Regions from separate parts of the Homo sapiens genome. Here region 1 is linked to region 2. Evidence: read pairs that join two places in POLR2A ChIA-PET (ENCODE). Cell type or tissue: PC-3. All regions are shown on one strand. Each heading gives the region's core, and the rest is flanking DNA. Links, peaks and the distances in the headings are about the cores only.

The links. ChIA-PET counts read pairs that join two places held together with the same protein. Peaks named below come from ENCODE experiments on the same cell type or tissue, not always from the same donor. Only the 100,000 strongest peaks of a DNase experiment are listed, where the experiment ranks them.
Region 1: POLR2A ChIA-PET joins it to region 2 with 6 read pairs; 1 of 35 experiments calls an interaction of 5 or more read pairs at or near these places.

The regions. Positions count from the first base shown.
Region 1 is chr19:10,473,285-10,486,014 of GRCh38, forward strand. No RefSeq gene overlaps it. Among named protein-coding and RNA genes, the nearest start is that of KEAP1, 24 kb to the right of the region's middle. RefSeq lists an enhancer at 5,959-6,028. In PC-3, for the core only: a CTCF peak has its summit at 10,439 (motif pointing right); a DNase peak (open chromatin) is centred at 10,477.
Region 2 is chr19:10,116,936-10,129,023 of GRCh38, forward strand. It overlaps EIF3G (eukaryotic translation initiation factor 3 subunit G), which reads right to left and starts at 2,964. Exons shown (of 11, transcript NM_003755.5): 1 at 2,905-2,964; 2 at 2,719-2,765; 3 at 2,153-2,236; 4 at 1,933-2,021; 5 at 1,733-1,792; 6 at 149-253; 7 at 1-54. The coding sequence starts at 2,924. RefSeq lists enhancers at 1,710-2,466, 2,467-3,222. In PC-3, for the core only: a CTCF peak has its summit at 3,048; DNase peaks (open chromatin) are centred at 3,036 and 4,076; H3K4me3 peaks cover 2,040 bases; H3K27ac peaks cover 2,302 bases.

The DNA.
Region 1 (12,730 bases), core at 7,731-12,730, 360 kb after region 2:
GTGAGCCACTGTTCCCGGCCTCAGTAAAACTTTCTGTGGTAATAGGAATATTCTTTATCTGTGCTATCCAACAAGTCAGCAACTAGTCACATGTGGCTATTGCGCCCTTGAAATGTGGCCAGTTTTAATTTCCGGCCACAGTGGTGGCCAGAAGCTACTGTATTGGACTTAAATTCTAAAAATTCAGCCAGAGTTAATGGAAAATATTTAGGCTATACAAAGAGTTGTTTGACAACAGCTGTAAAGATTCACAGAAGATAGAACCTAGAAAAGTGGGAGGAGAGAAGCAGAGCTCGAAAAATAGGTAGAAGTTTTCAGGGAATCTGAACTTTGCAAGAAGTGAAAAGGAGACACAGACATTTTCCCCAGGGACTTTCAAATGGAGGCAGAGTCGGGAAAAGGGCTTTGGGCTGGGGGTCAGGAGGTGACAGCACTAATTCTAGCCTGCAGTGGACTGTGGGTGACCTTAGACGAGATTTCTCCTTCCAGGCCTCAGTTTCCCCAAGTGTAAAAGGGTGGGCTGGGTGCGGTGGCTCACACCTGTAATCCCAACACTTTGGGAGGCCGAGGCAGGCAGATCACTTGAGGTCAGGAGTTGGAGACCAGCCCAACCAACATGGTGAAACCCGCGTCTCAACTAAAAATACAAAAAGATTAGCCAAATGTGGTGGCACATGCCTGTACCAGCTACTCAGAAGGCTGAGGCAGGAGAATTGCTTGAACCTGGGAGGTGGAGCTTGCAGTGAGCTGAGGTCAAGCCACTGCACTCCAGCCTGGGCGAAAGAGCGAGACTCCGTCTAAAAAAAAAAAAAAAAAAGACCAGGTGTGGTGGCTCACACCTGTAATCCCAGCACTGTGGGAGGCCGAGGCGGGTGGATCACCTGAGGTCAGGAGATCAAGACCAGCCTGACCAATATGGTGAAACCCCGTCTCTACTGAAAATACAAAAATTAGCTGGACGTGGCGGAGGGCACCTGTAATCCCAGCTACTCGGGAGGCTGAGGCAGGAGAATCGCTTGAACCCGGGAGGTGGAGGTTGCAATGAGCTGATATCATGCCCCTGTACTTCAGCCTGGGTGACAGAGTGAGACTTTGTCTCAAGAAAATAAAAAAATTTTTTTAGGCCGGGCGCGGTGGCTCACACCTGTAATCCCAGCACTTTGGGAGGCCGAGGCGGGCGGATCACAAGGTCAGGAGATCGAGACCATCCTGGCTAACACGGTGAAACCCCATCTCTACTAAAAATACAAAAAATTAGCCAGGCAAGGTGGCAGGCGCCTGTAGTCCCAGCTACGCGGGAGGCTGAGGCAGGAGAGTGGCGTGAACCCCGGGGGGTGGAGCCTGCAGTGAGCCGAGATCATGCCACTGCACTCCAGCCTGGGCGACAGCAAGACTCCGTCTCAAAAAAAAAAAATTTTTTTAAAAAAAGGGCAGATGTGATGTTCGGAACACCTCCTGTATTGGGACAGACTGAAAATATGGGTCAAAAATGGCAGTGATGGCCGGGTGCGGTGGCCCACGCCTGTAATCCCAGCACTTTGGAAGGCCGAGGCCGGTGGATCACCTGAGGTCAGGAGTTCGAGACCAACCTGGCCAACATGGAGAAACCCCGTCTCTCTAAAACCCCAAAACTTATCCAGGCATGGTGGCACACACCTGTAGTCCCAGCTACTCAGGAAGCTGAGGCAGGAGAATCGCTTGAACCCGGGAGGCAGAGGTTGCAGTGAGTGGAGATTGTGCCATTGCACTCAAGCCTGGGCAACAAGAGTGAAACTCTGTCTCAAAAAAAAAAAAAAAAAAAAAAATGGCAATGACACATGACCATCAGCTGGCTCTCCAGGGTGGGGAATTCACCTTTTTTCCAGCAAAGGTGAACAAGGGCAGTGGGGCACAGCAGGGAGGCCACGTAATCTGAAGGAGGCCAGGGGAACCTGGGGAAGGAGTGGAGTCGGTTCATTATCTGAAATTGACATCAAGGCTTGCAGGCTTCCTGGTACTGGTCTTGAGCAAATGGCTCCGCCTCTCCCAGACTTTAGAGGGCTCTATCCTGTGCTAAACTTTTTAAGATTATCTCATTGACTCTCCAGCTGTTCTTGAGATATGGACTAGCATTGGTTCCATTTTGCAATTGAAGAAACTGAGGGCTGGGATGAGATCGCACAATATGGAGAAAATTCGAGGAAATAAGACGAGGACCTCGCTTCACCCAGTGCCTGTTCAACAGTGATAGCTGTCCCCATACTTTTATGTTATTTCAGGTGCACGAAATCTTGAGATGTAGGTAGTATTTCTCCCTCTCTAACAGCATAAAAACGTGTCAGTGCCGGCCAGGTGTGGTGGCTCACGCCTGTAATCCCAGCACTTTGGACGTGGTGGCGGGCACCTGTAATCCCAGCTACTCGGGAGGCTGAGGCAGGATAGTCCCTTGAACCTGGAAGGTGGAGGTTGCAGTGAGCTGAGATCATGCCACTGCACTCCAGCCTGGGCAACAAGAGTGAAATTCCATCTCAAACAACAACAAAAAAAAGTCAATGCAAATCAAAATAAGACATTTATTTTTTATTTTCTTTTGCAAAGCATTTTCACAGCTCATTTCTGTTCGTGCAAGCTAGAACATACAGCTTTCCAGGAATGGTCTGACAATATTTATCAAAAACATAACCAGCTGGGCGCAGTGGCTCTTGCCTGGAATCTCAGCACTTTTGGAGGCTGAGGTGGGAGGATCATTTAAGCCTAGGAATTCAAAACCAGCCTGGGTGACATAGTGAGACATGTCTGTCTGTCTTTCTTTCTTTCTTTCTTTCTTTCTTTCTTTCTTTCTTTCTTTCTTTCTTTCTTTTTCTTTCTTTCTTTCTTTCTCTCCTTCCTTCCTTCCTTCTTTCCTTCCTTCCTTCCTTCCTTCTTTCTTTTCTTTCTTTCGAGACAAGATCTCACTCTGTTATCCAGGCTCCAGGCTGCAGTGGCTAATTGCAGACTCAACCTCCTTAGGCTCAGGTGATCCTCCCAACTCAGCCTCCCAAGTAGCTGGTATTAGAAGCATCTGCCACCATGCCAGGCTAAATTTTTTTTTTTTTTTTTTTTTGCTCTTTTGTAGAGATGGAGTCTCGCCATGTTGCCCAGGCTGTTCTCAAACTCCTGGACTCAAGCGATCCTCCTGCCTCGCCCCCCCAAAGTGCTGGGATTACAGGTGTCAACCATCGCACCTAGACCTGAGACATGTTTCTAAAAAAAATTTTTTTTTTGAGACAATGTTTCACTCTTGTTGCCCAGGCTGGAGTGCAATGGTGTGATCTTGGCTCACTGCAACCTCGGCCTCCCGGGTTCAAGCGATTCTCCTGCCTCAGCCTCCCAAGTAGCTGGGACTGCAGGCACCCACCACCACGCCCGGCTAATTTTTTTATTTTTAGTAGAGATGGGGTTTCACCATGTTGTCCTGGCTGGTCTTGAACTCCTGACCCCAGGTGATCCGCCCGCCTTGGCCTCCTAAAGTGCTGGGATTACAGGCGTTAGCCACAGTGCCCGGCCAAAAATTTTTTTTTTTTTTTAGACGGAGTTTCGCTCTTGTCGCCCAGGCTGGAGTGCAATGGCACGATCTCAGCTCACCGCAACCTCTGCCTTCCGGGTTCAAGCAATTCCCCTGCCTCAGCCTCCCAGGTAGCTGGGACTACAGGGATGCGCCATGACGCCCGACTAATTTTTGTATTTTTAGTAGAAACAGGGTTTCACCATCTTGGCCAGGCTGGTCTCGAGCTGCTGACCTCATGATCCACCCGCCTCGACCTCCCAAAGTGCTGGAATTACAGGCATGAGCCACCGTGCCTGGCCAAAAAATATTTTTTTAAAGATGCAACTGCTTGGCCAGGCACGGTGGCTCATGCGTGTAATCCCAGTACTTTGGGAGGCCAAGGTGGGAGGATCACCTGAGGTCAGGAGTTCAAGACCAGCCTGGCCAACATGGTGAAACCAACCTCATCTCCACAAAAATAACAAAATTAGCCAGGCATGATGGTGGGTGCCTGTAATCCCAGCTACTCCAGAGGCTGAGGTGGGAGAATCGCTTGAACCCATGAGGTGGAGGGTGCAGTGAGCCGAGATCGTGCCGTTGCCCTCCAGCCTGGGTGACAGAGTGAGACTGTCTAAAAAAAAAAAAAAAAAAAAGATGCAAAGATGCAAATGCTCAAATATCTAAAGTAAAAAATGTCTCTATTCTCCTTGGTCAGAATAGTGAAGAATTATTAATAATCCAGGTGACCACTATTAAGGAGTTATTAAATTACTTTTCACCTATATGATGGAATAATATGCAACCATTAAAAATGATCAAGTGGGCTGGGCGCAGTGACTTACGCCTGTAATCCTAGCACTTTTGGAGACCGAGGCTCGTGGATTGCCTGAGCTCAGGAGTTCGAGACCAGCCTGGGCAACACAGTGAAACCCTGTCTCTACTAAAATACAAAAAATTAGACGGGCGTGGCAGTATGCGCCTATAGTCCCAGCTACCCGGGAGGCTGAAGCAGGAGAACTGCTTGAACCCAGGAGGCCGAGGTTGCAGTGAGCCGAGATTGTGCCACTGCACTCCAGCCTGGGCAACAGAGCAAGACTCCGTCTCCAAAAAAAAAAAAAAAAAAAAAAAATCAGGTGGATCTATGTTTATTGAAATGGCCAGAGATATTCACAGTCAGAACAGCAGGTTTCAAAATATTCTGTATTATATGATCCTACTGAAAAGTAACATGCAGAGAAAAGGCAGTTACCCATCCAGATATTCACAGTGTCTCCAGTGGTGGGATTAAGAAAGATCTGTGTCTTCAAACACTGCGGAAGGCCGCAGGGTCCTCTGCCTAGGAAAACCAGAGACCTTTGTTCATATGTTTATCTGCTAACCTTCTCTCCACTATTGTCCTATGACCCTGCCAAATCCCCCTCTCCGAGAAACACCCAAGAATGATCAATAAATACTAAAATAATTTTTTAAAAAAGAAAGATCTGTGTCTTGTGTAGTCTTTGACATTTTCTGAACATTTTGCAATGAGCATATATTACATTCATTGATGATCGATTGATTGGGACAGGGTCTCATTTGTCACCCAGACTGGAGTGTAGTGGTGCAATCACAGCTGACTGCAGTCTCGACCTCTCAGGCTCAAGCAATCCTCCTGCCTCAGCCTCCCAAATAGCTGACAGGCACCTGCCCCTGCCCCCAGCTACTTAAAAAAACTTTTTGTAAAGATGGGTTCTCACTATGTCGCCCAAGCTGGTCTCAAACTCCTGGGCTCAAGCGATCCTCCTGCCTCAGTGTTGGGATTACAGGCGTGAGTCACTGCACCCAGTCTATATTACTTTTATAATCAGAAAGTTATTTTATAATCAGGGGAAATGAAAAACATCTGGTATTTATTATCTGGGAGGCACAAAAACGTGGTGGATAAGCACACAGATTCTAGATTCAGCTTTCCTGGATTTTGGCTCCAACTCAGCCAAGTTAATGGCTGGGTTAGTCTGGGCAGGTTACTGGCCAAGGGGGGAAACCATGCCTCAGTTTCCCCCATTGTAAAATCCAAATAACAATAGCTTAGGTTTACCGAGAGGTTGTTATGTGACAAGCACTGTTTGTTTTACGTAAATCATCGAGGTAAATGCTCACAACAGCCCTATTAAGTAAGTACTATTATTATAAAAAGGGTCACAGGCATAGGCAGGGAAGGAGGTAGGGCTGGGAGTCGGAGCCCGTGAGCGCCCCCTAGAGTAGGGCTAAGGGGCGGGGGGGCGGGCTACAGCAGAATAGGGACCCAGCGCACTCGCAGAACGAGGGGGGAGGCGAGGCGAGAACGAGCGGGAGTTTTTTTCCCGACTACGATTGGCTGGTGTAATTGTCATCACTTGAAAAGGCAGCCAATGAGAGGCGCGGTCGCCTCGCTGGTGGAAGCCGAGAGCTGAGCGAAGTGAGGCGTGCGGAGCCAAAGGCGCTAGAGCGATAGCGGGAGCCCCGGACCCCGAAGCGGTTGAGGGGATCCAGGCCTCACAACGTCTTGAGAGTGGCCCCAGCGTCGTTCCTAGTCTCTTCGGCAGACCCCAGCGTCGTCCTTCTTTTCCTGAGAATATCCTGACACCAGTCGCCCGTTCCAGAAGGGGACACTTGGCGTCATCCCTTTTTTTCTGAGTGACCCCAGAGTCGTCCTCACTTCCTGAGGGGGATCCTGGCGTCATCCGCCCTTCTTGAGGGGACCCTGCTGTCACTACCCTGTCCTGATGGCCAGCACCGCATTGTCCTTTCTTCCCGCGGGAAACCCGGACATCATCCCCTCTTTCTGGCGGGGACCCCCATGCCATTATCCCCTCCTGAGGAGACCCCAGAGCCAGAGCCGTCCCCCCTTCCTCAAGGCTCCCCAGCGTTGTTTCTTCTTCCCGAGAAGGGGCCTGGTGCTGTTCCCCGTTTCCAGAGTGTTTCCTATCGTTGTCCTCCCCACACTCAGAAGGCATCTGTCATCCCCCCTTTTTCTGAGATCAGTCCCTTCCTCCTTTCCAGTTTAAGGCCGACCCCTGCAAACGCTTCTGTGGCACCCATAGATAGAAGGCCCAAAGACCCCCCTGTGCTCCCTTGCCCCCAATTGAGCAGACGGGAAGGCAAAAGACTCAGCTCACCCCATGAAGATGGGAAGAAACCGAAACTAGCTGATGAAGGAACTCACTATGCCACATGAGAAATCATTTAGGGCCGGGCGCAGTGGCTCACGCCCATAATCCCAGAACTTTGGGAGGCCGAGGTTATCATATAAGATCAGGAGTTCGAGACCAGCCTGGCCAACATGGTGAAAACCCGCCTCTACTAAAAAATACAAAAATTAGCCGGGAGTGGCGGTATGGGCCTGTAATCCCAGATACTCAGGAGGCTGAGGTAGGAGAATCGCTTGAACCCAGCAGGTGGAGGTTGCAGTGAGCCGAGATCACACCACTGCATTCCAGCCTGGGCAACAGAGTGAGACTCCATCTCAAAAAGAATAAATAAATAAAAAGAATTTGCCAGTCAACAACAATTTTTTTTTCTTGCCTCCCGGGTTCACGCCATTCTCCTGCCTCAGCCTCCCGAGTAGCTGGGACTATGGGTGCCTGCCACCACGCCCGGCTAATTTTTTGTATTTTTAGTAGAGACGGGGTTTCACCGTGTTAGCCAGGATGGTCTCGATCTCCTGACCTCGTGATCCGCCCACCTCGGCCTACCAAAGTGCTGGGATTACAGGTGTGAGCCACCGCGCCCGGTCAAATACAAAATTTTAAAACAACTTTTATATATACTCAGTTAAGGCAGACAAAACAAGTCTCTGATTATTTCATTCACTGAGGCAATATTAATTTTTGAGACACTTCCACACAGATTTACATTTTAAAAAAAATGTCAGGTGCGGTGGCTCACTCACACCTGTAATCCCAGCACTTTGGGAGGCTGAGGCGGGCGGATCACGAGGTCAGGAGATCGAGACCATCCCGGCTAAAATGGTGAAACCCCGTCTCTACTAAAAATACAAAAAATTAGCCGGGCGTAGTGGCGGGCGCCTGTAGTCCCAGCTACTTGGGAGGCTGAGGCAGGAGAATGGCGTGAACCCGGGAGGCGGAGCTTGCAGTGAGCCGAGATCGCGCCACTGCACTCCAGCCTGGGCGACAGAGCGAGACTCCGTCTCAAAAAAAAAAAAAAAAAAAAAAAAGGAAACTTAAGGGCCAGGCACGGTGGTTCACGCCTGTAATCCCAGCACTTTGGGAGGCCGAGGTGGGCAGATCACCTGAGGTCAGAAGTTCGAGACCAACCTGACCAACATGGAGAAACCCCGTCACTACTAAAAATACAAAATTAGCCAGGCGTGGTGGTGCATGCCTGTAATCCCAGCTACTCGGGAGGCTGAGGCAGGAGAATTGCTTGAACCGGGGAGGCAGAGGTTGCAGTGAGCCAAGATCACACCATTGCACTCCAGCCTGGGTAACAAGAGCGAAACTCTGTCTCAAAAAAAAAAAAAAAAAAAAAAAAAAAAAAAAGAGGCTGGGGGGTGGCTCATGCCTGTAATCCCAGCACTTTGGGAGGCCAAGGAGGGCAGATCAGGAGGTCAGGAGATCGAAACCATCCTGGCCAACATGGTGAAACCCCGTCTCTACTAAAAAAAAAATACAAAAAATTAGCTGAGCGAGGTGGCTGATGCCTGTAGTCCCAGCTACTCGGGAGGCTGAAGCAGAATGGCGTGAACCTGGGAGGCGGAGCTTGCAGTGAGCTGAGATCGCGCCACTGCACTCCAGCCTGGGCGACAGAGCGAGACTCCGTCTCAAAAAAAAGAAAGGGAAACTTAAAATATTCATAAAGATTAATCGAGTGAAAGGCCAGGTGCCGTGGCTCACGCCTGTAATCCCAGCACTTTGGGAGGCCGAGGAGGGCGGATCATGAGGTCAGGAGATCGAGACCATCCTGGCTAACACGGTGAAACCCCGTCTCTACTAAAAATACAAAAAATTAGCCGGGCGCGGTGGCGGGCACCTGTAGTCCCAGCTACTCGGGAGGCTGAGGCAGGAGACTGGCATGAACCTGGGAGGCGGAGCTTGCAGTGAGCCGAGATAGCGGCACTGCAATCCGGCCTGGGAGAAAGAGCGAGACTCCATCTCAAAAAAAATAAAAAATAAAATAACTGAGTGAAGGGGGACAGGTGCTTTGGCTTATGCCTATAATCCCAGCCCTTTGGGAGGCTGAGGCAGGAGAAACTCTTGAGGTCAGGAGTTCAAGACCAGCCTGGGCAACATAGCCTGCTTGGTGGCGTACACCTGTGGTCCCAGCTACTTGAAAGACTGAGGTGGGAGGATCACTTAAAACTGGGAGGTCATGCCTGTAGTAGTGAGCCTTGATCTGGCCATAGCCCTCCAGCCTGGACAACAGAGTCACTCTGTCTCGAAAAAATAAATAAAAATAAAAAAATAAACTGAGAGACGGCCAGGTAGGATGACATGTGAGGAGTAGACGGATGTAGGGTAGAAATAAAAGAGACCCCATGTAGGATAGTTGAGACTTGAGGGAAAAATAAACCAACTTCTTGGGTAATGTAATTATTAGTCTTTCAGGCCCCTGAAGCTGAGCGTAAATGAAGGCTGAGGCAACTGAAGTTGGCACTAGGAGATTCGGTTTCCTTTTCTTACCACCCTTATCAAGATAATTGCTTAATCCCGGAGGATCCTGGGACATGTAGTCTAAAAAGAGTGTTCCTGCTTTAAAAGGTGGCACCGGCCGGGCGCGGTGGCTCACGCCTGTAATCCCAGCGCTTTGAGAGGCCGAGGCGGGCGGATCACGAGGTCAGGAGATCAAGACCATCTTGGCTAACACGGTGAAACCCCAACTCTACTAAAAATACAAAAAATTAGCCCGGCGTAGTGGCAGGCGCCTGTAGTCCCAGCTACTCGGGAGGCTGAGGCAGGAGAATGGCGTGAACCCGGGAGGCGGAGTTTGCAGTGAGCCGAGATTGCGCCACTGCACCCCAAACTGGGTGACAGAGCCAGACTCCGTCTCAAAAAAAATAAAATAAATAAAATAAATATAAATAAATAAAAGGTGGCACCACAGGCCGGGCGCGGTGGCTCACGCCTGTAATCTCAGCACTTTGGGAGGCTGAGGCGGGCAGATCACGAGGTCAGGAGTTCAAGACCACCCTGACCAATATGGTGAAATCTTGCCACTACTTAAATATACAAAAATTAGCGGGACATGGTGGCACATGCCTGTAGTCCCAGCTACTTGGAAGGCTGAGGCAGGAGAATCGCTCGAACCCAGGAGGCAGAGGTTGCAGTGAGCCAAGATCACACCACTGCGCTCCAGCCTGGGCAACAAAGCGAGACTCTGTCTCAAAAAAAAAAAAAAAAAAGTTTGCGCCATAAAATTAGTTACAACCCTGAGCAGTGGATAGGGTGCTGGTGCTTGCAGGAGGGCGAGTCCTTTAAATAGGGAACTCCCTCAAAGCATGTGCACTTTTATTTGATTTATAAGAAATATCATTTGGTCCAAAGTTTTGAAGAATGAAACAGATGTTTGCTCTTGTTGCCCATGCTGGAGTGCAGTGGTTAAGATCTCGGCTTACCACAACCTCCACCTCCCGGGTTCAAGCGGTTCTCCTTCCTCAGCCTCCCGAGTAGCTAGGATTACAGGCATGTGCCACCACGCCCGGCTAATTTTGTATTTTTAGTAGAGACAGGGTTTCTCCATGTTAGTCAGGCTAGTCTAGAACTCCCGAGCTTAGGTGATCTACCCATCTGGGCCTCCCAAATTGCTGCGATTACAGGCGTGAGCCACCCCACCTGGCCCGGAGAATGCTACTTTTAAAAATAGGAACAAGCCAGGAGCTCATCCAATCTTGTTCCTTTTCTAACTTTCTTTCTCTGGAAATAGTTCCTTTTCTAACTTTCTTTCTCTGGGCCTCTTTCACCCAGAGGCCCACAAGAGGGTGCTGTCTGCCTTTTAGATGGAACTTCCTGACTCTGCCCTGAGGGTATTCATCCCAGAGCTATACCTCCCGGGTTCAAGCGATTCTCCTGCCTCAGCCTCCCGAGTAGCTGGGATTACAGGCACATGCCACCACGGGCAGCTAATTTTTGTATTTTTAGTAGAGACAGTGTTTCACCATGTTGGCCAGGCTGGTCTTGAACTCCTGACCTCAGGTGATCCGCCTGCCTCAGCCTCCCAAAGTGCTGGGATTACAGGCGTGAGCCACCACACCCAGCCTTATTTTATTTTAGAGTCAGGGGTATTGCTGTGTCACCCAGGCTAGAGTGCAGTGGTGCAGTCATAGCTCAGTGCAGCCTCAAACTCCTGGGCTCAAGTCACCTCCCGCCTCAGCCTCCCAAAGAGTTGTGATTACTGGCATGAGCCATTGTACCTGGACAGCCTGTGAATTTTACTTATTTATTATTTTTATTTTTGAGACAGAGTCTTACTCTGCTGCCCAGGCTGGAGTGCAGCGGCGCGATCTTGGCTCACCACAACCTCTGCCTCTCGAGTTCAAGTGATTCTCGTGCCTCAGCCTCCTGAGTAGCTGGGATTACAGGCGTGCACCAGCACCCCCAGATAATTTTTGTATTTTTTAGTAGAGACAGGGTCACACTACGCTGTCCAGGCTGGCCTCCCAACTCCTGAGCTTAAACAATCCACCTACCTTGGCCTCCCAAACTGTTGGGATTATAGGCAGGAGCCACCACACCTGGCCCAGCCTATGAATTTTATCTATTTATTTATTTATTATTATTATTTTTTGAGACGGTGTCTCGCTCAGTAGCCCAGGCTGGGGTGCAGTGGCGCGATCTTGGCTCACTGCAAGCTCTGCCTCCTGGGTTTACGCCATTTTCCTGCCTCAGTCTCCCAAGTAGCTGGGACTACAGGCGCCAGCCACTGCGCCCGGCTAATTTTTTTTTTTTTTTGTATTTTTAGTAGAGACGGGGTTTCACCGTGTTAGCCAGGATGGTCTCGATCTCCTGACCTTGTGATCCGCCCGTCTCGGCCTCCCAAAGAGCTGGGATTACAGGCGTGAGCCACTGCGCCCAGCCATGAATTTTAAATTATACAACTAAAGTGGTCTGCTGTGAAATGTTATCATGATCATTCTAACGTCAACAGTCTTGACAATTCTGCCCAATTTCAGCATTTCAGGTTTCCAGTACTTAACTCATTCCTAAGTAAATAATACTACATTACAAGGCAAGGTGACACACACCTGTAATCCCAGCACTTTGGGAGGCCGAGTCAGGGGATCCCTTGAGCCCAGGAGTTCAAGACCAGCCTGGGCAATAAGGCAAAACCTCATTTCTATAAAAAATACAAAAATTAGCTGGGCATAGTGGCACATGTCTGTAGTCCCAGTTACTGAGGAGGCTGAGGTGGGAGGATCACTTGAGCCCAGGAATTCAACGCTGAAGTGAGCTACTATCCCTCCACTTCAGCCGGGGCAACAGAGCAAGACCTTGTCTCTGGGAAAAAAAAAGAAAAACTTGAAAGAGAAGAACTATTGAGGAAGGAAAAGGGTGATACCTTTGGTTGTGTCTAAATTTACCAGGCTGCACGTGGTGGCTCATGCCTATAATCCCAGCACTGTGGGAGGCCAAGGTGGGTGGATCACTTGAGGTCAGGAGTTCGAGACCAGCCTGGCCAATATGGTGAAACACTGTTTCTACTAAAAATACAAAAATTAGCTGGGTGTGGTGGTGCGCAGCTGTAATCCTAGAGACTCGAGAGGCTGAGGCAGGAGAATCGCTTGAACCCTGGAGGAGGAGGTTGCAAAACTCCGTCTTGAAAAAAAAAAGTAGGCCGGGCATGGTGGCTCACGCCTGTAATCCCAGCACTTTGGGAGGCCGAGGTGGGCGGATCACCTGAGGTCAGGAGTTGAGATCAGCCTCACCAACATGGAGAAATCCTACTGAAATACAAAACTAGCCAGGCGTGGTGGCACATGCCTGTAATCCCAGCTACTCGGGAGGCTGAGGCAGGAGAATCACTTGAACCTAGGAGGCAGAGGTCGCAGTGAGCTGAGATCCCGCCATCGCACTTCAGCCTGGGCCACAAGGGCAAAACTCCATCTCAAAAAAAAAAAAAAATGACCTTGGGGAGCCCTAGGAGATGTGACTAGGAATTAGCTGCTTGTCTTCCAAGGCAGCTGAAACTGAAGGACAACTGTGTGGCTTGCCTACGGGGAGAAAGATGCCCTACATATAAAAATGCGATGGG
Region 2 (12,088 bases), core at 951-5,950:
CTTCTGGCCCTTGAGTTTGTTCATAGGGTCCTCCTCCTCCTGGCAGTTCAGGTCCTGGCAGGGGCGGGTTGGGGGGAGCTCAGAGGCGGCTAAGGCACCCCCTTTGCCCCACCCCAGGATGCCAGCCCCACCTGATTGCCCCGCTTACCTCTTTGCTGGTGATGAACGTCATAGAGACATCGTCACTGACAGTGGTGGTGGCCACATTGGGTCCGGGGGGGTCAAACTCTGAGTTCCCGAACTTCTTCCAGTTCTGGGCTCAGGGAGGGATGGGGGACAGTTGAGGGCAGGGGCAGGCTGGGTTCCACAGTGGGGTGCCCTAGACCTACAACAGCCACCCCCAGAGTGTCTGGGCCTCAAACCCCATCTTCATCCTCCTCAAGCACTCCCTGAACAGTCCTGGCGACAGTTGTTTCCTGAGTACACGCCAGGCCTGAGCTCCAGGAGGCAGGGCAGCTGTCAGCCTCCGGGTCCAGGTGACAGCTACACAGCGTGGGGCCTGCGCAGTCTGGCGGACCAGCTCCCACCAGGGCGCAATACTCAGGGATGTGCAGGGGTCCACCTAGACCTCCGGGCCCTTGAGCTAGACAACCTGAGCCTCAGCTTCCTCCCTTATAAAACGGGAACCACAAAAGCTTCCTGCCTCCCTGGGCTCCTAAGGAGACTGAATGAGAAACACTTCGTGCAAGGTGCTTGGCATGGGGTATGTTACAATTAAGTGCACAGCAAGCTGTTCTAAGTATACTTATTGCTAACGCTTCTTCCAAAAACTGCTGCGACCACCTCCTGCTTCCGTTCCTGCAGGTTGACAGGCCAAGAGGAATAAGAATCTAACCGTGGCTGGGCGCAGTGGCTCCCTCCTGTAATCCCAGCACTTTGAGAGGCGAAGGTGGGAGATCTCTCAAGCCCAGGAGCTGGAGACCAGCCTGGGCAACATAGTGAAACCCCATCTCTACAAACAATTAAAATTAGCCGGTGTGGCAGTGCACACCTGTAATCTCAGCTACTCAGGAGGGTGGGGTGGGAGGATGGCTTGAGCCTGGGAGTTCAAGGCTGCAGTAAGCTATGATCGTGCCACTGTACTCCAGCCTGGGCAACAGAACTGGACACTGTGTCTTTAAAAAAATTAAAAGAATCTAATTTTTATTCGATATTTACAATCGATGTTATTTGATATTTATTAATATAATTTGATATCTATCATCGAACTTTGATTAGATATTTATCATCATTTATTTAGTTGCTATTTATCGACTGCTGTGCCTTGGACTTTTCAGGGCCCCAAGACAGTGCAAGCACCCCAGGCCTCAGTTCAGCTTCAACAAAATAGGTACAAAGAGGTAAGCCTGGCCGGGTGCGATGGCTCACACCTGTAATCCCAACACTTTGGGAGGCCTAGGTGCGCAGATCATGTGAGGTCAGGAGTTCGAGACCAGCCTGGCCAACATGGCAAAACCCCGTCTCTACTAAAAGTACAAAAATTAGCTGGCGTGGTGGCACATGCCTGTAACCCCAGCTACTCGGGAGGCTGAGGCAGGAGAATCACTTGAACCCAGGAGGCGGAGGTTGCAGTGAGTCGAGATCGTGCCACTGCACTTCAGCCTGGGGGACAGAGCAACACTCTGTCTCAAAAAAAAAAAAAAAAAAGAGTTAAGCCCCATCTCTAAACACAAAGTCCGGGAGCACGGTTTTCCAATTCCTCTAGGTTAGCCCTGGGGAAGAAGAGCCTCACCTTCCTCCTTGCGACAGCCTTTGAAGCCTTCCGGGTCTCAATCCTGAAGGTGCGGACAATCTGAGGATGGGAGGGGAGAAGGGTCAGGCTCCTGGGACCAAGGGATCTCCTTTATCAACCTCCTCAACACACCCCACCCCATTCCGGTCTATGGGCCCCCAAGCACAAGGGTCCCCACTCCCTGCACCCCCCACCCTCACCTTGAACTTCTTGCCATCCTCATCTATCTTGTACTCTGTCACTGTCTTTATGTTTCCGTTGATGACCTCCTTGGGAGGCGGCAGTGGAGCTGGCAGAAGGGGAAAAACAGAGAAAGACTGAGCCCTGGGTCATGGGGATCAGGAGCGGCAGGGCTGGAGGGAGAGGCAGCCCGGACACCGAGTGGCAGTCCTCACTCACCTCCCGGCAGTCCTCACTCACCTCCCGGCAGTAGCTCTGGCTCTGGGCTGGTGTCACCTGTGGCCAGAGGGATCCCCTTGAGGAGCTCGCTGGTGACACATTTGTCTGCAAAAGGCAGCGTAGGAAGGAGGAGTCAGCTCCAGGGGCAGGAGCTCCCCAGCTGCGATGGAAGGGCTTTTGGGATGACGCCTACAGCAAAAGCGGAGAAAGGCAGGCCAAGGGCAGAGGGCTGGCCAGGCAACGCACTGGGATGGCCCTGTGGGGACTCGGAGTGGCAAGGATGGGAGATCCCTCGTAGGAAGGTGGGTGCCAGGCCATGAAGCCAACCAGGCGCCAGTAGAGAAACAGGAGACGGGAGATTACAACTTCCTCCCTGGAGGGGAACAGCTGGGAGGCAGTGGCATGGGAGGAAGAGGGACCCGCCGGGGAACACCTGGAGTTGGCAACAGGCGGGTCCCAAGGAGGATGGCGCGGGGCAGGGGCAGACCGTGACGGGGTACACGGTGCCAGACTGGGAGATGGAAGCAGGCGGCAGTCACACGGCTTGGGCCTGGCCGCGAATACCCCGGGCGACCGTGTACACTTACCGTCCTCCCCCTCCTCCTCCACCTGGTCGGCCCAACTGGGCTTCGAACTGCGGAAACAAATGTGTGGGGAACGAAGATTAAGTCAGCCAGGCCCGGCTCCCGCAGCCTCGGCGTACCCAGGCCCCATAATACTTCCCAGAGCACCCCAACCGCTTCCCGTGCCCCTTTCCGCGATCGCCGACTCACTCAAAGTCTCCAGTAGGCATCGCAAAAAGTATTCTCCACGCAGCCCAAGCCCGGCCAGAGAGCGGAAGCGGGCGAAAACGAGACTTCCGGTGCCGCCGTCGCCGCCTAGAGGGGCCCAGCCGCGGCACCCACAGCGACACCTGCGGACGGAGGTGGAGGCGCACGCGGCTGTGTATGCTACTGGGCGCTGCTGGTACCAGAGTAGGGCCAGCGGGGGCAGAGGCTGATTTCAGGGCTGGTCCTATTAACCTTTAAAATTAAAATAGGCCAGGCGAGGTGGCTCAAGCCTGTAATCCTCGCACTTTGGGAGGTCGAGGCGGGCGGATCACCTGAGGTAAGGAGTTCGAGACCAGCTTGGCCAACGTGGCGAAACCCCGTCACTACTAAAAACACAAAAATTAACTGGGCGTGGTAGTGCGTGCCTGCAGTTCCAGCTACTCGGGAGGCTGAGGCAGGAGAATCGCTTGAACCCGGGAGGCGGAGGTTGCAGTGAGCCGAGATCGCGCCACTGCACTCCAGCCTGGCGACAGAGCGAGACACCGTCTCAAAAAAAAAAAAAAAAAAAAAATTAGCCAGGCGTGGTGGTGGGCACCTGTAATCCCAGCTACTCGGGAGGCTGAGGCGGGAGAATCGCTTGAACCCAGGAGGCGGAGGCTGCAGTGAGCCGAGATCGCACCACTGCACTCCAGCCTGGGGCTGCAGAGTGAGACTCCGTCTCAGAAAAATAAGTAAAATTAAAATAAATAATAATAATCATAAAGCTCACTTATTGAGTGCTTATTGTATATGAAGCATGGTGAGGAGGATATTACTTCCATTTTACAGCTGAAGAAACTGAGGCTCAGACTGGGTGCAGTGGCGCCTGCCTGTAATCCCGCACTTTGGGAGACCAAGGCGTGGGGATGGCTTGAGGCCAGGAGTTTGAGACAAGCCTGGGCAACATAGTGAGACCCCTGTCTCTAAAAAAGAAAAAAAGAAAAAGAAAGAAAAAAGAAACCAAAGTTCGGGGAAAACAATCCTTTTGCTTAAACTGTTCCTTGTCTTCTTTCCCGATCCCAATGATTCAGATGCCAAGTGGCCTCCCCTCAGCCACTCCCTCTTCTTTTCTTTGTAGCATTCTTGGCTTTCCGGTATAATTTTGTGCATTTACTTGTTTATTGCTCAGCTCCTTGCTCTAAGCACAACCGTCCTCAGTCGAAGTGATTCATGATGACTCCCCAGGGGAAAAAACTGGTCCTCAGGGAGGAAAAAAATCTTAGATATTGTGGTCTTCCAAAGCCAGCTCTATCAGACAGCATTTATCCCTAAGTATTTAGTTTCTGCCTTTAGGGAGATATTAAATGTAATTAAATTGAAATTAATTTAGTTGATGTAAATTCAATTTTAGGATAATTCGGGTTTTCTCCTAAGAAGGGTGATAATGAACAAAAAACGTTTGACAATGTCGGACGCAGTGGCTCACGCCTGTAATCCCAGCACTTTGAGAGGCCAAGATGGGCAGATCTCTTGAAGTCAGGAGTTCGAGACCAGCCTGGGCAATATGGCGAAACCCCGTCTTTACTAAAAATACAAAAATTAGCTGGGTGTGGTGGCCCGCGCCTGTAATCCCAGAACTTTGGGAGACTGAGGCAGAAGGATCACTTCAGCCCTGGAATTCGACCAGCCTGGGCAACACATAGTGAGACCCCCCATCTCTAAAAAACAACTTTTTTTTTTTTTTTTGAGATGGAGTCTCACTCTGTCGCCCAGGCTGGAGTGCAGCGGCGCAATCGCGGCTCACTGCAACCTCTGCCTTCCGGGTTCTAGTGATTCTCCTGCCTCAGCCTCCCGAGTAGCTGGGATTACAGATGACCACCACCACGCCGTGCTAATTTTTGTGTTTTTAGTAGACGGTTTAGTAGAGACGGGGGCCCACCTCGGCCTCCCAAGGTGCTGGGATTACAGGTGTGAGCCACTGCGCCCGGCCCTTAAAAAAATTTTTTTTTTTTAATCAGCTGGGCATAGTTCTGTGTGCCTGTAGTCCCAGATACTCAGGAGGCTGAGGTGGGAGAACAGCTTCAGCCCAGGAGGTTGAGCCATGATCATGCGACTGTACTTCAGCCTGGGTAACAGAGAGAGACCCTGTCTCAAAAACACACACACGCACACACACACACGCAACAAAACAAAAAATAACTTGTAAGGGAGAATGCCCTGAGAAAAATAAATAAGAAGACAGGAAAAAAAAGTTTATGCTTTTTTATCCTCTGAGTTGTGAGTGAGGAGGCCACTCAAGTGTTTGGAATATCACCAACTTTTCTTGTGGAAAAAATTATTCTAGAAGCCTGTAGAGAGCCAAGTGGAAGGGAAAACATTAGCTGGAGAGCAGGAAAGAGAGGCACGCCGCTGTGGCCTTTCAGGAGGGTGGCCTGGCTATATTGGTGAAAATATGAAGCTGGTCCAAAGGACTGATAAACATTTTTACAAGCTTACTCAAATGTACTCTGAGCAACACAAAATCCAAACAACCCAGCAGATTGGGCAAAGCTTCAAAAATTCGATATCACCCCGTGGTAGTAAAGATGTTATAGGGAAACAGGCTGGGCACCTGTAATCGGGAGGCCGAGGTGGGTGGATCACCTGAGGTTAGGAGTTCAAGACCAGCCCCTGGCCAACATGGTGAGATGCCGTCTCTACTAAAAATACAAAAAAAAAAAAAAAAAAATCTGGCCATGGTGGTGGGTGCCTGTAATCCCAGCTACTTGGGAGGCTGAGGCAGGAGAATCGCCATTGCACTCCAGCCTGGGCGACAGAGCAAGACTCCATCTCAAAAAAAAAAAAAAAAAAAAGAGGAAGCGATATATAAAATGGCATATATTACAGGAACCAATTTGTGTAAATCTTCAACAGCACATAGATATGCAGATATATGCAAATCATTTCCTGGAAAGAAAGAATCAGAACCTGTTAATGAGGAATGCTTTGGAAAGAAGGCACCAAGAAAGGAAATATTATTTTTGGACATGTATTAATATATAATATGCATTTATGTAATATATGTGAGATGTAACATATAAATATATTTCTTGGCTGGGCACTGTGGTTCGTGCCTATAATCCCAGCAGTTTTGGAGGCCAAGGCAGAAAGATTTCTTGAGCCCAGGAGTTCAAGACCAGACTAGGCAACATCATTGAGACCCCATCACTACACACAAAAAATTGCTGGGTGTGGTAATGCACGCCTGTAGTCCCAGCTACCTGGGAGGCTGAGGTAGGAGGATTGCTTGAGCCCAGGAGGTCAAGGCTGCAGTGAGCTATGATTGTGCCATTACACTCTGGCCTGGGTGACAGAGCAAAAACCCTGTCTCTAAAAAAGAAAGAGGCTGAGCACAGTGGCTCACGTCTGTAATCCCAGCACTTTGGGAGGCCAAGGCAGGCAGATGACCTGAGGTCAGGAGATCAAGACCAGCCTGGAAAACGTGGTGAAAACCCATCTCTATTAAAAATACAAAAATTACCTGAGCATGTTGGTGCATGTCTGTAATCCCAGCTACTCAGGAGGCTGAGGCAGGAGAATCGCTGGAGCCCAGGAGGTGAGGCTGCCATGAGCCAAGTGCTGGGATTACACAGGTGTGAGCCACATCAAGGTTTGGGTGCAAGAGTACATCTGGTTATAGATTACAGAAGCATAATACCCTGACCCCATTAGATGTTATTTTATGTGTAGGAAAAGGTTTGAACCAGGTCCTTTTTTTTTTTTTTTTTTTTGAGATGGAGTCTCACTCTGTTGCCCAGGCTGGAGGGCAGTGGCACAATCTCGGCTCACTGCAAGCTCCGCCTCCTGGGTTCACGCCATTCTCCTGCCTCAGCCTCCTGAGTAGCTGGGACTACAGGCACCCGCCACCACGCCCAGCTAATTTTTGTATGTTTAGTCGAGATGGGGTTTCACCGTGTTAGCCAGGATGGTCTTGATCTCCCGACCTTGTGATCCGCCCACCTTGGCCTCCCAAAGTGCTGGGATTACAGGTGTGACCCACCCGTGCCCGGCCCAGGTCCTTTTTTTCTTTTTTCTTTTTTTTTTGGGGGACGGAGTCTTGCTCTATTGCCCAGGCTGGAGTGCAGTGGTGCGATCTCAGCTCACTGCAACCTCCGCCTCCTGGGTTCAAGCGGTTCTCCCGCCTCAGCCTCCTGAGTAGCTGGGATTACAGGCATGCACACCACCACACCCGGCTAATTTTGTATTTTTAGTAGAGACGGGGGTTTCTCCATATTGGTCAGGGTAGTCTCGAACTCCCGACCTCAGGTGATCCGCCTGCCTGGGCCTCCCAAAGTGCTGGGATTACAGGCATGAGCCACCGCACCTGGCACGCCTTTTTTTTTTTTTTTTTTTTTTTGAGACAGGGTCTTTCTCTGTCACCCAGGCTGGAGTGCAGTGGCACGATCACAGCTCACTGCAGCCTCAACCTCCCCAGGCTAAGGTGATGCCCTTGCCCTGGTCTCCCAAAATGCTGGGATCACAGGCATGAACCACCGTGCCCAGACTCATTTAAGGAATATAGTGACTCGGGCAAGGGACATGGTGTGCCCTGTGCTCTGTCCTGTTTTGTCTTCAAAGCCTTGTTCTGTAGAGCTGCGCAGACGTGTCTCACGTGTCTCAGAGTCAGGGGCTTTGTGAAATTACGCTGGAAAGCAGAATTGAGCAAACCCAGCTTAACATTAGTTACTTTTTCTCACATTTTCACAACAAAATATCACAGACTAGGAGGCTTAAACAGCACACATTTATTTTCTCAGTTCTGGAGGCTGGAAGTCCAAGATCACAGTGTCGGCAGGGTTGGTTTCTTCTGAGGTGGGGGCACCTTCTCCCTCGGTCCTCACGTGGCCTCCTCTGTGTGTGTCTATGTCCCAATCTCTTCTTCTAAGGACATCAGTCATATTGGATTAGGGCCCACCCTAATGACCTCATTTAAACTTTTTTTTTTTAATTATTTTTTTTAAAGGTGAAGTCTCACTCTGTAGTCCAGGCTGGAGTGCAGTGGTGCAATCTCAGCTAATGGCAACCTCCACCTCCTGGGTTCCAGTGATTCTCCTGCCTCAGCCTCCCGAGTAGCTGGGTCTACAGGCATGTGCCACCACACCTGGCTAATTTTTGTATTTTTGTATTTCTAGTAGAGACGGGGTTTCACCAAGTTGGCCAGGCTGGTCTCAAACTCCTGATCTCAAGTGGTTTGCCTGCCACGGCCTCCCAACGTGCTGGGATTACAGGCATAAGCCACCACACCTGGGTTTAATTTTCTCTCTAAAGGTCCTGTTTCTGCTGGGCACAGTGGATCACGTCTGTAATCCCAGCACATTGGGAGGCCAAGGTGGGCGGATCCCTTGAGGTCAGGAGTTCGAGACCAGCCTGGCCAACATAGCGAAACCCCTGTTGTCTACTACAAATACAAAAATTAGCCAGGTGTGGTGGCAGGCATCTGTAATCCCAGCTGCTCGGGAGGCTGAGGCATGGCAATCCCTTGAACCCGGGAGGCAGAGGTTGCCATGAACCAATACTGCGCCACTGAACTCCAGCCTGGGCGATGGAGTGAGACTCCTTTTTTTTTTTTGAGATGGAGTTTTGCTCTTGTTGCCCAGGCTGGAGTGCAGTGGCATGATCTTAGCTCACCGCAACCTCCACCTCCCGGGTTCAAGTGATTCTCCTGCCTCAGCTTCCCTAGTAGCTGGAATTACAGGCATGTGCCACCATGCCCAGCTAATTTTGTATTTTTAGTAGAGACGGGGTTTCTCCATGTTGGCCAGGCTAGTCTTGAACTCCAAACTCAGGTGATTCGCCTGTCTTGGCCTCCCAAAGTGCTAGGATTATAGGTGTGAGCCGCCGCACCCGGCCAAGACTTTGTAAAAAAAAATAAAAATAGGCCATGCGCGGTGGCTCACACCTGTAATCCCAGCACTTTGGGAGGCCGAGGTGGGAGGATCACTTGAGGTCAGGAGTTCGAGACGAGCCTGGCCAACATGATGATACCCCATCTCTACTAAAAATACAAAAATCAGCTGGGTGTGGCCAGGCATGGTGGCTCACGCCTGTAATCCCAGCACTTTGGGAGGCCAAGGTAGGTGGATCACCTGAGGTTGGGAGTTCGAGACCAGCCTGACCAACATGGAGAAACCCTGTCTCTCCTAAAAATACAAAATTAGCTGGGCGTGGTGGCGCATGCCTGTAATCCCAGCTACTCAGGAGGCTGAGGCAGGAGAATCGCTTGAACCCAGGAGGCAGAGGTTGTGGTGAGCCGAGATCCTGCCATTGCAGTCCAGCCTGGGCAACGAGAAGGTAACTCTGTTTCAAAAGAAAAAAAAAAAAAACAGCTGGGCGTGGTGGTGCGTGCCTGTAATCCCAGCTACTAAGGAGGCTGAGGCAGGAGAATCACTTGAACCCAGGAGGCGGAGGTTGCAGCGAACCAAGATTGCGCCATTGCACTCCAGCCTAGGCAACAGAGACTCCATCTCAAAAAAAAAAAAAAAGTAAATAGAGATAAAAAGAAAGAAATACTAAATTGATGGACATGCAGATGTGGTAACAGCCAAAAAACAGGGGCAGAAAGGAGACGTGGCAATGTCCTTACTGTGGTTTTTCTAGGGAAGTAGATGGGCACCTCAGCCTTACATGTTTATTTCATTTAAAAAACAGCCTTCCACTATGAACTATGGTATGGTGGTTCCTCAAAACATTAAAAATAGAACCACCAAATGACCCAGCACTTCCACATCTGCTTTATACTTACAAGAATTGAAATCACTGGAGACCAGCCTGGGCAACAGAGTGAGACGCCATCTTTACAAAAAATAATCATATATTAAAAGGAAAAAAAAAGAAGCCAGGCACGGTGGCTTACACCTGTAATCCCAGCACTTTGGAAGGATGAGGAGGGACGATCATTGGAGCCCAGGAGTTTGAGACCAGCCTGGGCAACATAGCAAGAACTCATCTTTACTAAAAATAAAAATAAAAATTAGTTAGGCGTGATGGTACATACTTGTAGTCCCAGCTACTCCAGAGACTGAGGTTGGGGGATCTCTGGAGCGAAGGAGTTCGAGGCTGCAGTGAGCTATGATCGCATCACTGCAGTCCAGTCTGGGTGAAAGAACAAGACCCTGTCTCTAAAAAGAAAAGACAAGGTTTCTAATTCTTACACCAAAATACATCCTCAAGTTGTTCTTGGTGAAGGATCGTATACCTGAAAATGTGACCACTGAAAAAGTGGGATTAAAAACAAGGAAATTCAGGCCAGGCGCGGTGGTTCACACCTGTAATCCTAGCACTTTGGGAGGCTGAGGCAAGCGGATCACCCGAGGTCAGGAGTTCAAGACCAGCCTGGCCAACATGGTGAAACCCCATCTCTACTAAAAATACAAACATTAGCTGGGTGTGATGGCCCATGCCTGTAATCTCAGCTACTCAGGAGGCTGAGGCAAGAGAATCCCTTGAACCCAAAGATGGAGGTTGCAGTGAGCAGAGATCGCGCCACTGCACTGCAGCTTGGGTGACAGAGTGAGACTCCATCTCCAAAAAAAAAAAAAAAAAGGAATTCAACAAGTTGGTTAGATTCAAAAAACACAGTTTACAAAATCACAGCCAATACAAATGGAGCATCTCTCCATAGGCAAAGGACCATGGTTTAGAAATCAAGAAAACATCCCATTTATATTAGTAATGAAGGGACTAAATACTTAGGAATCAAGTTATGAAGTCTGCAAGATCTGGATGAAAAGCTGTGGACACAAAGGAATTCCTGAACAAACAGGACAAACCCTGTTCTTAGAAAGGAAGGCTTGTCATTAACATGTCAATTCTTCCAGAAGTCTGCAAAGTTAATGAAATCCCTATAAAACACCTGCTTGACTTTTAGCGGCTGTGCCAGTTCTAAAGTTTCAATCCAGTCATTCAACTCCTAGAAAAGTAGCCTAGACGTGGATACACATGTGTATACAAATCTATGTCCAGCCATCCCTCGGTATCCCCAGGGGATTGGTTCTAGGACCCCATGTGGTACCAAAATCAGAATGTGCTCAAATCCCTAATATAAAATGTCATAGGCCGGGCATGGTGGCTCACACCTGTAGTTCCAGCACTTTGGGAGGCTGAGGCGGGTGGATCATTTGAGGTCAGGAGTTCAAGACCAGCTTGACCAACATGGTGAAACCCCGTCTCTACTAAAAATACAAAAAAATTAGCCGGGCGTGGCGGCACATGCCTGTAATCTCAGTTACTTGGGAGGCTGAGGCAGGAGAATCACTTGAACCCGGGAAGCAGAGGTTGCAGTGAGCCAAGATTGTGCTACTGCACTCCAGCCTGGGCGACAGAGTGAGACTCTGTCTCAAATATAAAATAAAATAAAATAAAATAAAATGGCATAGTATTTGCATATACGCTACACATATTCTCCTGTGTACACTACTTTTTGACAGAGTCTTGCTTTGTCACCCAGGCTAGTGCAATCTCGGCTTAATGCAACCTCCACCTGCTGGGCTCAAGTGATCCTCCCATCTCAGCCTCTGGAGTAGCTGGGACTACAGGTGTGTGCCACCATGCTCAGCAAATTTTTGTTATTTTTTGTAGAGAAGGTGTTTCGCCATGTTGGCCAGGCTGGTCTTGAACTCCTGGCCTCAAGTGTTCCTCCTACCTTGGCCTCCCAAAGTGCTGGGATTACAGGCATGACCCACTGCGCCCGGCCTCTCCTGTGTACTTTATGTCGTCTCTAGATTATTTGTAATACCTGACATAACGTCTACACGTTGCTTTATTCTCATGGATTCCATGTAGTACTTGGTAAGTGGCAAATACAAGTTTTGCTTTTTGGAACTTTGTGGAATTTTTCTGAATATTTTAAATCTGTGGTTGGTTGAATGCCAGAGGTGGAACCCTTGGATACAAAGGCCTGACCTGCATCACAATTCAATCTACTGCTCTTGAGACTGTAGTTGTTTCCAAACAATATAAAGAAAAAAAGTTCAAATAAAGGCTTTCTAAGAGATTTATTGTATAACATAGTGAGTATAGTTAATATATTCTTGTCCAGGCGCAGTGGTTCATGCCTATAATCCCAGCATTTGGGGATGCCAAGGCAGGTAGATCGCTTGAGCCCAGGATTCTGAGACCAGCCTGGGCAACAAAGCGAGATCCTGTCTATAAAAAAATATAAAAATCAGCT